Regions from separate parts of the Mus musculus genome. Here region 2 is linked to region 1. A link is a loop called in an ENCODE intact Hi-C map of the cell type or tissue named here. Cell type or tissue: left cerebral cortex. All regions are shown on one strand. Links, peaks and the distances in the headings refer to the core of each region. The heading gives the core; the rest is flanking DNA.

The links. Peaks named below come from ENCODE experiments on the same cell type or tissue, not always from the same donor. Only the 100,000 strongest peaks of a DNase experiment are listed, where the experiment ranks them.
Region 2: a loop joins it to region 1, with 2.7 times the contacts of the local background. A loop is called at or near these places in 5 of 42 quality-filtered maps.

Annotation. Positions count from the first base shown.
Region 1 is chr1:177,566,304-177,573,383 of GRCm38, forward strand. The region is part of intron 2 of Gm30013 (a long non-coding RNA gene); the gene reads left to right. Among named protein-coding and RNA genes, the nearest start is that of Gm51282, 9.7 kb to the right of the region's middle. In left cerebral cortex, for the core only: no CTCF peak of the experiment used is centred there; DNase peaks (open chromatin) are centred at 3,623 and 5,702; H3K27ac peaks cover 443 bases.
Region 2 is chr1:177,670,484-177,677,563 of GRCm38, forward strand. No RefSeq gene overlaps it. Among named protein-coding and RNA genes, the nearest start is that of 2310043L19Rik, 31 kb to the left of the region's middle. In left cerebral cortex, for the core only: no CTCF peak of the experiment used is centred there; a DNase peak (open chromatin) is centred at 3,091; H3K27ac peaks cover 77 bases.

The DNA.
Region 1 (7,080 bases), core at 1,151-6,150:
ATGACCCCCAAGGCTGTCTAAGCAGTTGGGTAGGTGGTTGTGACATATACTAAGAGGAGGAGAGAAAGCTCAGTTATATTGAGGAAGAAAAAAAAAACCCAAACATACAAACCAAGATTCAGTGTTGACACAACCAATTGTAAGGAGCCTGTTAGTCATCTGAGAGAGGGTCAGGAGAAGGCAGTTGCGTATTGACTTCAGCTCAAGGAGTGTCAGAGCTACATAAGCTGATGAGACAGCTAGGAAAATAAGTGTGCCCTGAATTTATGGATATGGGTGAGAGCCACTTTGGGAGAATATAGGTGGCCGGAAAGTAAAGGACAGAGTCCACAGTCAAAGGAGCACAGCCTAGAGTAAAGCAGAAGGGGCCAGGCAGTACAGCATTCTGGAAGCCCCAGGAATAGAGGATTCCAGTAAGGACCATGCCTATGGCCAGCAGTGCTGAGATATCTGGGAGGAGAAGGCAGAGAGCTGATGCAGGGCATTGGCACTGGTAGCAAGGAGCAGAAGTGTGCTGGTTCAGTAAAGGAAATGGGGGTTAGATTAGACTGGTTTTAGGAGAGCCTGTGGGGTGAAGAAATGGCATCGATGAATAAGACCCTCAATTTGGAGACTTTCCTCTTATGAGAAGCACAAAAACCAAAGCATGGTCTGTGTGGAGTTGCTTGTGAATAATGGCATCTTGGATTTGTCCATAGGAGTTCAGGAACTAGAGGCCAGGGTGTGTGAGTTGGATCATTGCTGTGGAGGATGAAGTATCCAGGAATAATGGCCATGGAAGGGGCCTCAAGAAGGACAGGAGCTAAAGTCTTCCCTGAGTGGTAGAGATGACTGGAGCCTGAGGAGGAGAAAGAGGAGGAGGAAGAGGGGGAGGGGTGGGAGAGGGGGAGGAGGAGGGGGAGGGGAGGGGGAGGGGGAGGAGAAAGAGGAGGAAGGATGAACGAATGAGCTCATCTGTTTCACAGGATGCGTTGGAAGGAAGAACAAGGTGTCAGCAGAGAGGCCAGGGTAGCCAGTGTGCCTCCAAGGGTGTGACACAGAGATGTAAAATTGCAGGGAAAGCTAGGTCCTCAGAACATCCTGAAGATACTTGAGTAGCAAGATAAACTTTCAGATAGCAAAAGGGAAGGATAATTGAATTTTGTCACTATTTTTGAGGACAGCTACAGTGTGATACCTGGACATGCTCAGCCTTTGCTCCAGTCAGACTACGGCTGTTTGTCTGGAAGACACAAACCTCCATCCATTCCACAAACTAAAAATGTTTGTATGCATGCAAGGTGCATGTGTGTGTATGTACCTGTCAGTATGGGCATGTGCACGCGTGTGCCTGTGGCGACCAAAGCTCAAAGGCAGTTGGCTTCCTTAGTTGATTTTCACTTGATTGATTGATTTGATTTAATGTTTTTATTTGACAATACGGCAGATTGAAATCAGGGCCTCATACATGGGAGGCAAGTGCTTTTCTACTGAGTACATCCCAAACCACTTATTTATTTATATTTATATACTTTTAATTAATTTTTTTTTAAATTAAGGCCTCTCACTGAACCTGAAGTTCGTGATTTGGCTAGACTGGCCGGCCAGTGACTGACTCTGTAGACACAGCACTGGGTTTACAGGGGCATGCAGCTGTGCTAGGGTTTTGTTTGTTTGTTTGTTTGCTTGTTTTGTTTTGTTTTGTTCTTTTTACATGGGTGCTGGAGAACAGAACTCTGGTCCTGATGCTTTGAACAAGTTCTTTACCAACTGAACCATCTCCCTCCCCAGCGGTCCATACCTCAGACATTATCTAATTCATGCCAGGTGAATGCTGGGGCTAGGGGTTATCTGCATCACGCCTTTGAACACACTCAAGAGTATCAGGAGATCAAGTGGTTCTGAAAACTCTGGAACTGCTGCCAGGCGGCCTGTGAGATGCTGTTATCACGTGGGCTCGGTACAGTGGTACCCACTCACATGCAGTGCCAAGGAAGGAAAGACCCCATGGATGCCTCAGGCCCTGGCAGCCGGCTCTGGCCAGGCTCAGTTCCTGGAACTGACCCCAGTCACCGTAACTCAAGCACTGTGCTTTCAGAGAACTCCAAAGGAAAAAGAAGATGTCCAGAAGTTGTTAGTTTTGAGGCCAGACAACACTTTAATGTTTTAGGAAGGTCCTGAGTCCTTCTAGCCAAAGAGACACCATTAATTAGCCCTTCCTTTTCTGCTTCTTTGTCAGAAGCAACAGTGATTTTGCTCAGTCCAAATGAGGAACCTCAAGGTTACTGTCCACATCCTGAAAGTCTTCGATGATAAGGATGAGAAACTAGCCACATTCCAGTCATAACTTGTAATGACAAATCCACATGCCTTCAACTGACATCATGTTTCCAAAAATGGGTAGAAACCAAGGGACAGGGTGTAGAGGAAGAACATACAAAATTTTTGTATAAAAGGAGAAATGGGGCTGGCAAGATGGCTCAGCGGGTAAGAGCAATGACTGCTCTTCCAAAGGTCCTGAGTTCAAATCCCAGCAACCACATGGTGGCTCACAACCATCCGTAATGAGATCTGAGGCCCTCTTCTGGTGTGTCTGAAGACAACTATAGTGTACTTAGATATAATAATAAATAAGTCTTTGGGCCGGAGTGAATGAGCAGGGCCGACCTGAGAGAGCAGGGTTGACCAGAGCGAGCAGAAATCCTAAAATTCAATTCCCAATAACCACATGAAGGCTCACAACCATTTGTACAGCTACAGTGTACTCACATACATTAAATAAATAAATAAATAAATAAATAAATAGATAGATTTTTTTTAAAAAGGAGAAATGTAAAATGGTTTACTCAGTATGATATTAATCAGAAGTAAGTTCAAAGTGAGCTCAATACCATGATGATATACATAATACATATATACATATACATATATACATATATGTATTTATATACACCAATATATATATGTGTGTGTGTATGTGTGTGTATATATACATACATATATACATATACATACATATATATACACATATATGCATATACATTTCTTTTTATAAATTGATAGATACATTCAGGCAAATGATTGGTCAATTCAGTCCAGTATTTGACTTCAAAGACAAGTTGCTGTCCACATGGACATAACATTACTGTGGAGGCGCTTGCTCACTCAAAAGGGATGAAACACTTCAATTTACATTAAGTAGATTACACTGATTTAGCCTAATTGAAGAGGCTTGGCAATGTTTAATAACAGTTTACTAAAAATGGAGGAAAAAAACCAACAACCCTTCAACTAACACAGAAAAACAATACCATGCCAGAATTGAGACACAATAGAGAAGTAACAACGTTTGACACTCATGGTGATTTTTAAAAGGGGGAAAGAGTTGGGGATGTGAGATCTGAGTCTCATCAGGTTACCACAGCCATAGACACCCGAAAGTCCAACAGATACCAGATATGTGCCTTGTATTTCCCCATAGTAGTCACCAGTTAGTGACTGCATCTTACGGTCTTTTGTGGGTTTTTTTTTTTCCTGACACATATGCAACAGTGAATAAGAACAACTCCCTACACTAGCTAGCAGAGATTGTTCCTCCTTTTCGGTCTGTTGAAACTCGGTTTCCTTGGTGTTTGTGGGAGTTTTCAGCTCAGGGAGGGTGATATCTCGGAATTAAAACATATGAGTGAGGGCGTGCTGGGCAAGGCCAAGGGAAGAGATTGTCTTCCATGTCCCATGAGCACGTTAAGACAGTGAGAGCATCTGGGGAGTGCTGGAACTTGGGGCAGGGGAGAAGCTGAAGTTAGTTCTCCTACCTTGAGCACACACGGAAAGGCATTCCAGATACCTCTGCCTAGCCACCTCTGCCTGAATTGCTCCTGTTTTCTGAGCAATCTGCCAGGCTGTGTTTTCAATGCCCCCCAACCCCAGATTAGTGGATTCATTTTCTTGTCATATAAATTTTGATATATAAATGAATGTGTTTTGTTTTGTTTTGTTTTTGAGGCAGGGTTTCTCTGTATAGCCCTGGCTGTCCTGGAACTCACTCTGTAGACCAGGCTGGCCTCAAACTCAGAGATCCACCTGCCCCAGCCTCCCAAATACTGGGATTAAAGACGTGTGCCACCAGCACCTAGCTGGAATGAAAAATTTAAAATATTAAGACAAGCTCTCCCTATGTAGTCTAGAGCTCTTTGTGTAGACCAGGCTGGCCTCTAACTCGGAGACCCACAGCCTCTGCCTCCTGAGTCCTGAGATTCAGGGTGCCATCACACCCTGCTGACTATATCCTTTTGGTTGCTTGTTTCTTCCTCTTTCCTCCTCCTCCTCCTCCTCCTCCTCCTCCTCCTTCTCCTCCTGTTTCTACCTCTCAGAGTACTGGGATCATAGGAATACACTGCCATACCTAGGCTTAACTTAATCTTGTCCTGCTTGAAGGCAAATGAAAACATAATGCTTTTCTCCTCTTTGGTTTCATGGTGCAAGGAGGTTGCATGTCTCCTCAAACCCCATGTTTGACCTATTAAGTACGAGAGATTATTCCAAAAGCATGTGCATCCGTGTGTGTGTGTGTGTGTGTGCGTGCGCATGCATGTGCGCGTGTGCATGCATGTGCGCGCGCGCGTGTGTGTGTGTGTGTGTGTGTGTGTGTGTGTGTGTGTGTGTGTGTGTGTGTTTTACCCAGCAGAAACATTATTAATGGATAGCATCTTTTGGACTTGGATCATTGTATGTAACTTCACTACTTCTCTGTGTCTTTTCTTCCTCTACATTGTAGCCAAAGTGACCTTTCAAACTCAGGAACTAACCATGCCATTCTGCTACTGAGAAGCACCAATGGCTTCCCGTTGCTGCTAGAATATGCTCCATGACTCACAAACCTGCTCTCAGTGAGTAAGACCCTGTCTGACACCCAGCAGGATTATTACGCCCTGCCCTTCTGGACCTCAGCTGTGCCAGGGTCGTTCTTCATTGATACCGTACCTCGCTTTTTCCTCTTGCAGTTCCACTGCCCTTGAAGAGCACTGGCTGACTCCTGTCTGCTGATGTGCTCTTAGATCCAATTCCACTTCCTTAAACAATCTCTGCTGTACACAAGCATAAGAACCCAAGTTTGAATCCCTAGCACTCCCATAAAAAAGCCATGGATAGTCACATACAGACTATTACCCTAGTGTTGGGGGATGGAGACAGTAGATGCTGGGAGCTTGCTGGCCAGTCAACCTTTCTAAATGAACAAGCTTCTGGTATAGGAGAGTAAGGCAGAGAGTGACAGAGGAAGACACCTGATACCCTTCTCTGGCCTCTGCATGCATACACATGATCATACATATGCATGCATGGACACACACACAGTCACACAAAACAAAAAAAAGTTCACATATTAAAGATGTTTACCATGATGTTTGGATACACTTAAGAGATTCTATCAACAAGCTGATTGACATATACGTCACCTTACACGTTACTCTGTGTGTGTGTGTGTGTGTGTGTGTGTGTGTGTGCGCGCGCGCGCGCGCGTGTTTGCACATGTATGTGCAGGTGCCAGAAGAGTCCAGAAGAGAGTGTCAGATCCCCCATGACTGGAGTTACAGGCCTTCCAGTATAGTTTCTGAGATCTGAACTGAGTCCTCTGCAAGACTAGCCAGCGCTCTCAACCAAGCCATCTCCTCAGCTTCTGCAGCTTTCTTTGAGATAGTAATTTTATTTCCTTTGGATAGATGCCCAGAAGTGGGCCCAAATCCGTCTTGAATGGCTCTCCACCTCCACTACAATGTTCTGCATGTTACAGTTTTATTTTCCTAATAGCACTCTTTCCGTCTACAGTGATCTCGGGAGTCAATTTCATAGCATCCTTCCTCTAATAGAAAATAAACACCACGAGAGCAGGACTTGGTGTTTGACAAAATAGCAGGTATTCAATCATAAGCTACCGATAAAAAAGTCAATGAGAGGAACACACTCAGGAGACACCACAAAATGTTTACATCTTCAGAACAAGAGTAAAATATATGTTAATTAAAATAGTGGTATTGTGTATGTGCAAATCAGAGATTTGTTGCTTTTTTTCCTTCATTTTATGGGTATGGTGATTTGTTTGCATGCATATCTGTGTACCATGTGCTCACAGAGGCCAAAAGAATGCATCAGATGCTCTGGGACTGGAGTTACAGATGGTTGTGAGCCACCTTGTACACACTGGGAATTGACCCCAGGTCCTCTGCAAGAGCAGCTAGTGCTCTTAATTCTGCCTCAAGCAGACTTGGAGGTTTTTGTTGCTGTTGTTGTTTGTTGGATTTTTTTGTTTTATTTTGGTTTGGTTTTAGTGGATCTGGGTGATAAGTAGCATGGATGGTACTAGGAGTGTTTCTTTCTTTTGTTGGTGGGGTGCTATGATTTGGGTGTCTTTGGGTTTTGTTGTTTTTATGAGATGGAATCTAGTGTGCTATGTTGCCCGGGGTGGCCTTGAACTCCCTAACATTCGTCTGCTCCCCAATTCCTGGTATCACAGGACTGCACCATCAAGCTGGAGAGAGCATTTCAAAATTCTAAGAAACCCGGAAACTCTTGCCCTAGAGGCCACAGTCTTGGCAAAAGCTAGTAGAGTGCTCCATCTTCCATGTATGTGCTTAGCTCAGACTAAATTAAGACTTAATGTGCACCGTTTTTTCTTGTCATAGTGTAGTTCCATACTCAGGTGAACAATAACACAGTAGAAGAGAGCAGAGCACAGAGGACCTCCGCCATGGTCCTTGTGTCCTCGGGGTCTGGTTCCATTAAAACCACAAAAGAAACAGGAGGCTTTCTCCATCTGAGGATGGCTGAGCTCCCCGGTTCTGTTTTTCCAGTAAGCACGCAGCCCCATCCTAAGGGAGGGAGGGATCGAGGGAGGGAGGGAGGGAGGGAGGGAAGGAGGGAGGGACAGGAATACAAATCCATCCTCCTTCAGAGCTCTGTGGAATCGAAAGAAGCTCAAGGGACGATGCTCGCCCACGCGTGGACTTGTCTTCAGCGTGTGGTGTCTCCTGCCTAAACGCACACTGACCTCTGCCTCTTCAAAGGCAAAACTTGATCCATTAATGTTCTCCTGTGTTGGTTTCA
Region 2 (7,080 bases), core at 821-5,820, 100 kb after region 1:
GAAGTACCTGTGCCTGAGACCCAAGCCCCACACACAAAAGCTGGGCATAGCTACATGTAACTGTCACCCCAGTACTTCAGCACAGTGACAGTGAATCCCATGAGCTCACCAGCCAGATGGCCTAGCCCAAACTTAAAGCTTCCGGTTTACTAAAAATAATAGAACAAGCCCCATAGGAAGAACAACAGTATCAACCAACCCCACAGGAAGAGCAACACTATCAACCAACCCCAGAGGAAGAGCAAGGGTATCAAACAACCCCACAGGAAGAGCAACACTATCAACCAAACCCACAGCAAGAGCAACACTATCAACCAACCCACAGGAAGAGCAAGGGTATCAACCAACCCACAGGAAGAGCAACAGTATCAACCAACCCCACAGGAAGAGCAACACTATCAACCAACCCCACAGGAAGAGCAACACTATCACCCAACCCCAGAGGAAGAGCAAGGGTATCAACCAACCCCACATGAAGAGCAATACTATCAACCAAACCCACAGCAAGAGCAATACTATCAACCAACCGGACCTCCCAGAGTTCCCAGAGACTAAGCCACCAACCAAGGAGTACACATGGCTCCAGCTGCATATGCAGCAGAGGATAGCCTTGTCAGGCATCAATGAGAGGAGAGGTCCTTGGTCCTATGAAGGCTCCATAGATGCTCCAGTGTAGGGGAATCGAGGGTGGGGAGACAGGTGTGGGAAGGTGGGTGGAGGAACACCATCACAGACGCAGGGGGAAGGGGGATGTGTTGAGGGTTTCCAGGAGTGGGGGAAACCAGGAAAGGGGATAACATTTGAAATGTAAATAAAGAAAATATCCAATAAAAAATTATTTTAAGAAAAATGATAGAGCAAGACACCCAACATGCCCTGATCTCTACAGGTCCTTGCACCCAAAAACTCATGTACACATACACATGCATACAGTATATACACAGAAGTACCAGATCTAACTAATATTTAAGATTAGATTTTTTTTTACAGAAAATGTATTTTTAAAAAATATAGAAAAAATAGAGTAAAAACTTTTAGTTCTGATTTTTCTCATAATCATTGACACGAAAATGTTTGTCTTCATGTAAAGTTTCTGTTTATATGGTAATATTTGAGATTGTTTATAGTGTCATAAATAATTTTAAAAACAAAAATTTTTAAATGGCACAACTGAGGCTTCAAATTTCTTGTTCTTCCAACACTTCCAGATCTGTGCTCTTGCAAGTTAAAACTTTTCTCCTTTGTGAACTCTGATGAGAAGGGAGAGTGGAACAAGTGCCCTCCCCGCCCCCCCCCCTCACCCCCGTGCTAGCTTTCTGTCACTGTTACAAATCACCTGAAACAAAGACTTTAAAGGATAAGAGGGTCCACATAGGCTCACAATTTCTGTCTATGGTTGCTTAACTCTGTAGTCTGGGTGCCTGTGGCAGCTCTGTACATCACAGCAGGAACACGTGATAAGGGGAACTGCCCACTTCGTGGTGACCAAGAAACAAAGAGAGGAAAGGACCAAGGTCCCCAGAGCTCCTAAACAGGCATGACCCTAATGACATGCTTCTTCTACCTAGGCTCCACCTCCTAAAGATTTTGCCACCACCACCCCACCCCCCAATGACACCAACAACTGAAGTCCAGCCTTCAACATGTGAGCCTTCCAGGATATTTCACAGTCAAACTGTAACAACCCCCAACCTCCTGCCTCATCTCTTCCAACACCATCCTTACAGTGTAGACTATGCTCTTCACAGCTGACAACTCATTCCACTGTCCTGCATCTTCCCTAGGCAGAAGTCTCCATGGATTGACTCAAGGCATCTCTTTGGGACATGACAGAGACAGTCAGAGCCCAGCATCAAGGCTCCCTGAAATACAAGCTTGTCCATTTACTAAAGGAGGAAGAGCAATTGGATCCTTAAGATGAGGAGAGTCCTGGCCACACCGGTGTGTTCCTGCTTTGTCTCACACATCCTTGTTGCAAAAACATAGCACTGATGGGCACAAAACCGAACACAAGCCATGTAGCTGAACTAAAGATAATTAGGATCGGGCTGGGAATATAGCTCTGCAGTAGAGTGCTTGCTCAGCTCATGTAAGGCCCAAGTTCAATTCCCAGCATAATAAATAAATTAACAGAAAAGGACCGGCCAGCAGGGATAGCAATGGAAGTCACTCATCTTCAGGCAGGAATATTCTAGAATGTGATTCCTATGGAATGGGGAAACTACTCATGTTCCATGGGAGGGGAGTTGGTAGAGGAAGAAACTGAGTCTGAATAATTCTGAAAGCTAAGCTGCTGGTCAGTCCATCTCTGGTCTTCCCCTTCACAGCCCAGGGAGACAGAAGACAAAGGGAGACTTTGTGACAAAGAAACCAAATTCAACTTAGTGGATAAGGTAGTTCCGGAACCGCCGGGACATATGTTGGTTAATTCTATGTGTCTCTTGACTAAGGGGGAGCTGGTAAAATATCTCTGGTGTGTCTAGGATGGTGTTTCTGAAAAGAATTAGCAACCAGAAAAAGAAAGTGAAGAAGGTGGTTATCATCTGTGTGAGCAGACATCATCCAACCCTCTGAGGACCCAAAGAGAATGGAAGGACCAGAGGATGACCGGACACTCCCCTGTCTGGGCCAGGCGTCCATCGCCCCCTGAGCTCAAATACACAAGCTCAATAGCATTTTCCCTCTTTCAGCTCTATGGATGGCAAATCATGGGCCTTGTTGTCCCCATAACAGCAACGGCCAGTGTCCTTTGTAATTCTAGATACACCGTCCTCTGTTTCTCTAGAGATGTGGGTATCAGCCATTATACACAGCTGTGAAGTCACTAGTAAAGAGAGAAAAAAATGTGCAGGCGGAAGCAAGAGAAGAAGAACGCAGAAAACATTTCCCCCAAAACAAGAGAAACGGAGAGACAATGACATCGACAATCTGAGTGTCAATTTTTTTTCTGATTAAACCAATTTTATAGCGTGTGTTTAAAGTGATAATGACACAGATGAAGCAATAACTTTCATTTGAACAGACAAAGGCTATGTGGAGAGGCAAACAACGGAAGAACAGATGTATATAGAGTCAACCAGAAAGCTTGAAATACAAAAATAGACTCATTTTTTAAAGTCTGTCTGTGAGTCCAGTTTAGACTAGATACAGAGAAGCAATATGCTAGCTAGAGGGGAGTAGTGAAGAATCCTCTAGAGCATACAGGACAAAATATTCAAAAATCTATATATAAACACATATGTGCAATAAACTGGCTATAGATAACAAAAATACAGTGTATGTTTCAGAATCCTAGAGGAGGGCCAGAAAGATTTCTCAGCAAGTAAATATGTTTGCTATCAGGCCTGATGACCAAATTCAATCCCCGGACTCCCATAGTAGAAGGACAGAATCTACTCCGGCAAGTTGTCCTCTGGCCTCCACACATGCATGACACCCATCCCAAATACATACCTAAACAGGAAATAAATAATTTAATTTTAAAATTTTATAACTAGAAATATGTCTAAGTTTTCACCATAGAGAAATTATGAATATTTCAGGAAATCAATGATTAACATGATTTGAACACTGCATCCATTAAACATCACAAAGAACCCCATAACTGTGCATCATCTCCATTGTTTTGTTGGACTTAAAAGTACATTTAAGGGGCTGGAGCAGTTAAGAGCTTGTATTACTCTTGCAGAGGACCCAGGTTTGGTTCAGGTGGCTCACAACTGCCTGTAATTCCAGCTCCAGGGAGGCAGACATCTCAGTCCTCTGAGAACACCTGCACTCACAGAGACATACATACACAGAGATACACATATATACATAAGTTAAAAATAATAAGTCCCAACAGAAAATAATTTAAATGCAAAATTAAACCTAAAACAGATATTTATATACATAAGTATAACAATCCCGCCCAGGCACAACACGACACACATATGACCTCATGGAGACTGTGGCAGCATGCTCAAGACCTGCACAGCTTCAAACCAGACAATAACACACACACACACACACACACACACACACACACACACACACACAGGAGCACGCTGAGAAGGGGAAGTGGATGTGAAGTCCCACCCTAACCAAGAAGCCATTTGCAACTGACATCTGCTGGAAAGGGAACATCCCAATGGAATGTCACTGGGTCCACCAACCTCATTCCAGGACAGGCACCATGCTCAGGAGAAGTAGGCCGACACAAAACAGACTCCATGTATTTCATCTGCTTTTTGTTCTGTTTGATTTTGTTTTAGTATTTCTTTTTTGTCTTACTGGTTTTTGTTGTATCTGTTGATTCTCGGGATCTGTTGTTTTAGAGAGGCAAAGAGAAAAGAAACATGAAGTTGGGGAGAGGTTAGAGGAGAGAAACAAATGTGTTCATAGTTTATTGAGTTGAGTCCATAAGAGTTGAAAATTCTCCCAAAAAGCTAATAGTACTTTTAAATTATAAATGCAGCATTCAAAACTTAAGACTGCTAGATATATAACTAAAGAGAAATGTATAATACATAAATATATTAGAAAATAGAAATGTCGTTCTCTTCACAACAAAAAACTCTTGATAAACTAGGCACAGATGAACACTACTTAAGATATCATCCCCTCCCCCACCCCAAAAAGGAAAATGTTTTCCTCTGAAGTTAGAAAAAGACATGAGCCGAAGGGCTGGATGTGGAGGCACACGCCTTTAATCCCAGCAGTTGGGAGGCAGAGGCGGGCGGATCTCTGTGAGTTCAAGGTCAGTCTGGTGTGTGAATCAAATCCAGAACAGCCACAGCTCTGTTACATAAAGAAAACCTGTCTTGAAGAACCAAAAAATAGAAAAGAAAAAGACAAGATCTCATAGGAGAAGGCTGTTTTCATCTTTGGTGTGAGCAGCTTCTAACTGCAGTGGGGCTTTTAAATACAGACTCACAATGGCTCAATGTGCTGGAAGGAACATGTTGGGTGCTCAGCCTGAATGGGACCTCTATGTCCCCCTCCAAAGCAAACACGATCAGGAGAGGGGAGAAGAGTGTGAGAGCAGGAGGGTCAGAGGGAGTATTAAAACCTTGCCTTCTGGACATGACATGGCTGCTGTACCCATGAACTCACAGCAGCTGTAGCTACCTACACAACAAGGCCTGCAGGAGACCAGGCCCACCACCATTCCATTAGGAAGGAGCCTTTAGATCCAAATCCCTCCACAAGGAGCAATAGGCAATTCACGATCACTGGAAGAGGGGATAGGGGAGTTACAGTCACTCAGTACAAGTGTAGCCCTTGCTCAAGTTAATAAGCCTCACCCATGCACATACAAGAGGCCCTAATCAAAGGCAGTGGGCCAGGAGAGAGGGGGAAGAGAGGAGACTTAAGAAGAAGAGAATATTTCATGGTAGGTGGAAGAAGATAGGAGAGGATGGAGGAGGGTAAACATTAATCCAAAATCTTTATACACACACACATACACAGATACACACATACACACATCACAAAAATGTTAAATAAATAAGTAAATGGGTTTTAAAAAGAAGGGGCTGAGATCCCACAATCCCCTTGAAAGGCAGGCCCTCCATGACTTGAAAGCCTCTCACAGTTCTTACCATGCTCCATAGAGGCAAGCTAGGAGCGAGTCTTCACCACACAGCCTTCTGGGAACACTTAAGTCATTGCAGGACCCTTTGAAAAATAAAGTTACACAATATTCTCCAAAGGCATAAAAGAAACTCTAAATATGTAGAGAACTGGTTCATTTCTATAAATGTCAGTTTTCCACAAACTCATCACAATTCTGCTTATACTAAACTCCATATACTGGTCAAAACAGAACAGAGACAGAAGAACAAAGGGCCGAGAGCAGATAAAGTCAGCTTTGAAGATAAAGGACTGAGGAGGCCAACAGGTGCACTGCCAGATGCTTAAAATGTTTATAAACTTACTGTGCTTGTGACAGAATGGTGCTGGCATAGATAGACAAACAGAAAAGGACAGACTAGGAGCTGAGAGCCAGACTGGGTGTTTATGTAAGTACTCTTCACACAAAGGCATTTTGAGTCTCTGGTACATGAAAAACTCTCAAAAACTCAAGGGTGTAAGATGCAGATAATCTGATGGCATTAAAAAAAAGGCATGTGAGGGCATTCCATTGGCAAGGGTCTACAGATGCTCACGAACATCTAAGGGGATATCAGACTTCGTTAGCCATTAGAGAGAAGCATGTTGGCAGCCCAAGGTCCATCGATGCATACCTGCAAGAGTGGCTGAAATAAATTTAGGAACAGCTCCATGTATTAAGAGGGCTGTGTCACACATTGCTGGAGTCTGTGTTTCCCATACCTGTGTGTTGTGGTGGCATCTCCTCGTGGTTTTGCGCATGACCACGATATTTGCATATCTTGAGCTGTCCAATAGTCATGTAGCTTTCTTCTCTGCCAAGTTTCTCTGTGAGTCACCCAGCTCATTCTCCTTGGCTTTATAGAATGTGTTTTGTTTATGTGTTTTCACTTCATACAGGGTCTTTATCTTCTCTGTGGGGTGCCATGATGATCAGTGATGCCAACTTGACTGGACCTGGAATCAACTTCCAGAGAAGCCCTTGGACACATCAGTTGAATTAATGTGGGAAGACCCACCCTAAGCATGCCATACCTCTCTCCTCTGGCAAGCCAGATAAATAGAAGTCTGAGGAAGAAAACCACTTTCTTTTTGCCTGCTTGCCTTCTTGTAGTACTGGCAAGTTCACCTAACCTGATTGCACAATGTTGCTGTCGCCACTGTTGGACTATTAGACCACGTAAGACAACACAAAAAGCCTCATTTTACTATCCACTCACTCATTCCATCAATTCTGCTCCTTTAGAGAAGTCTGGTAAATAGTTACTTTTTAACTCTTGCATCTGTATCCTAAAGACCATAGAAATTGTTCTTTCAAGTATATATGTGTATACAGTATCTCCAAGAAGATATGTAAAAATGTATTCCTGGAGGGCAGGGCTGATGGGGGTAGGGAGGAGTAAAGAGCCCGGATATTATGGTTAAAGTCTGAGATGACCCCACAAGCTCATGTCTTTGAACACTTGTTCCCTAGTTGATGACGCTGTT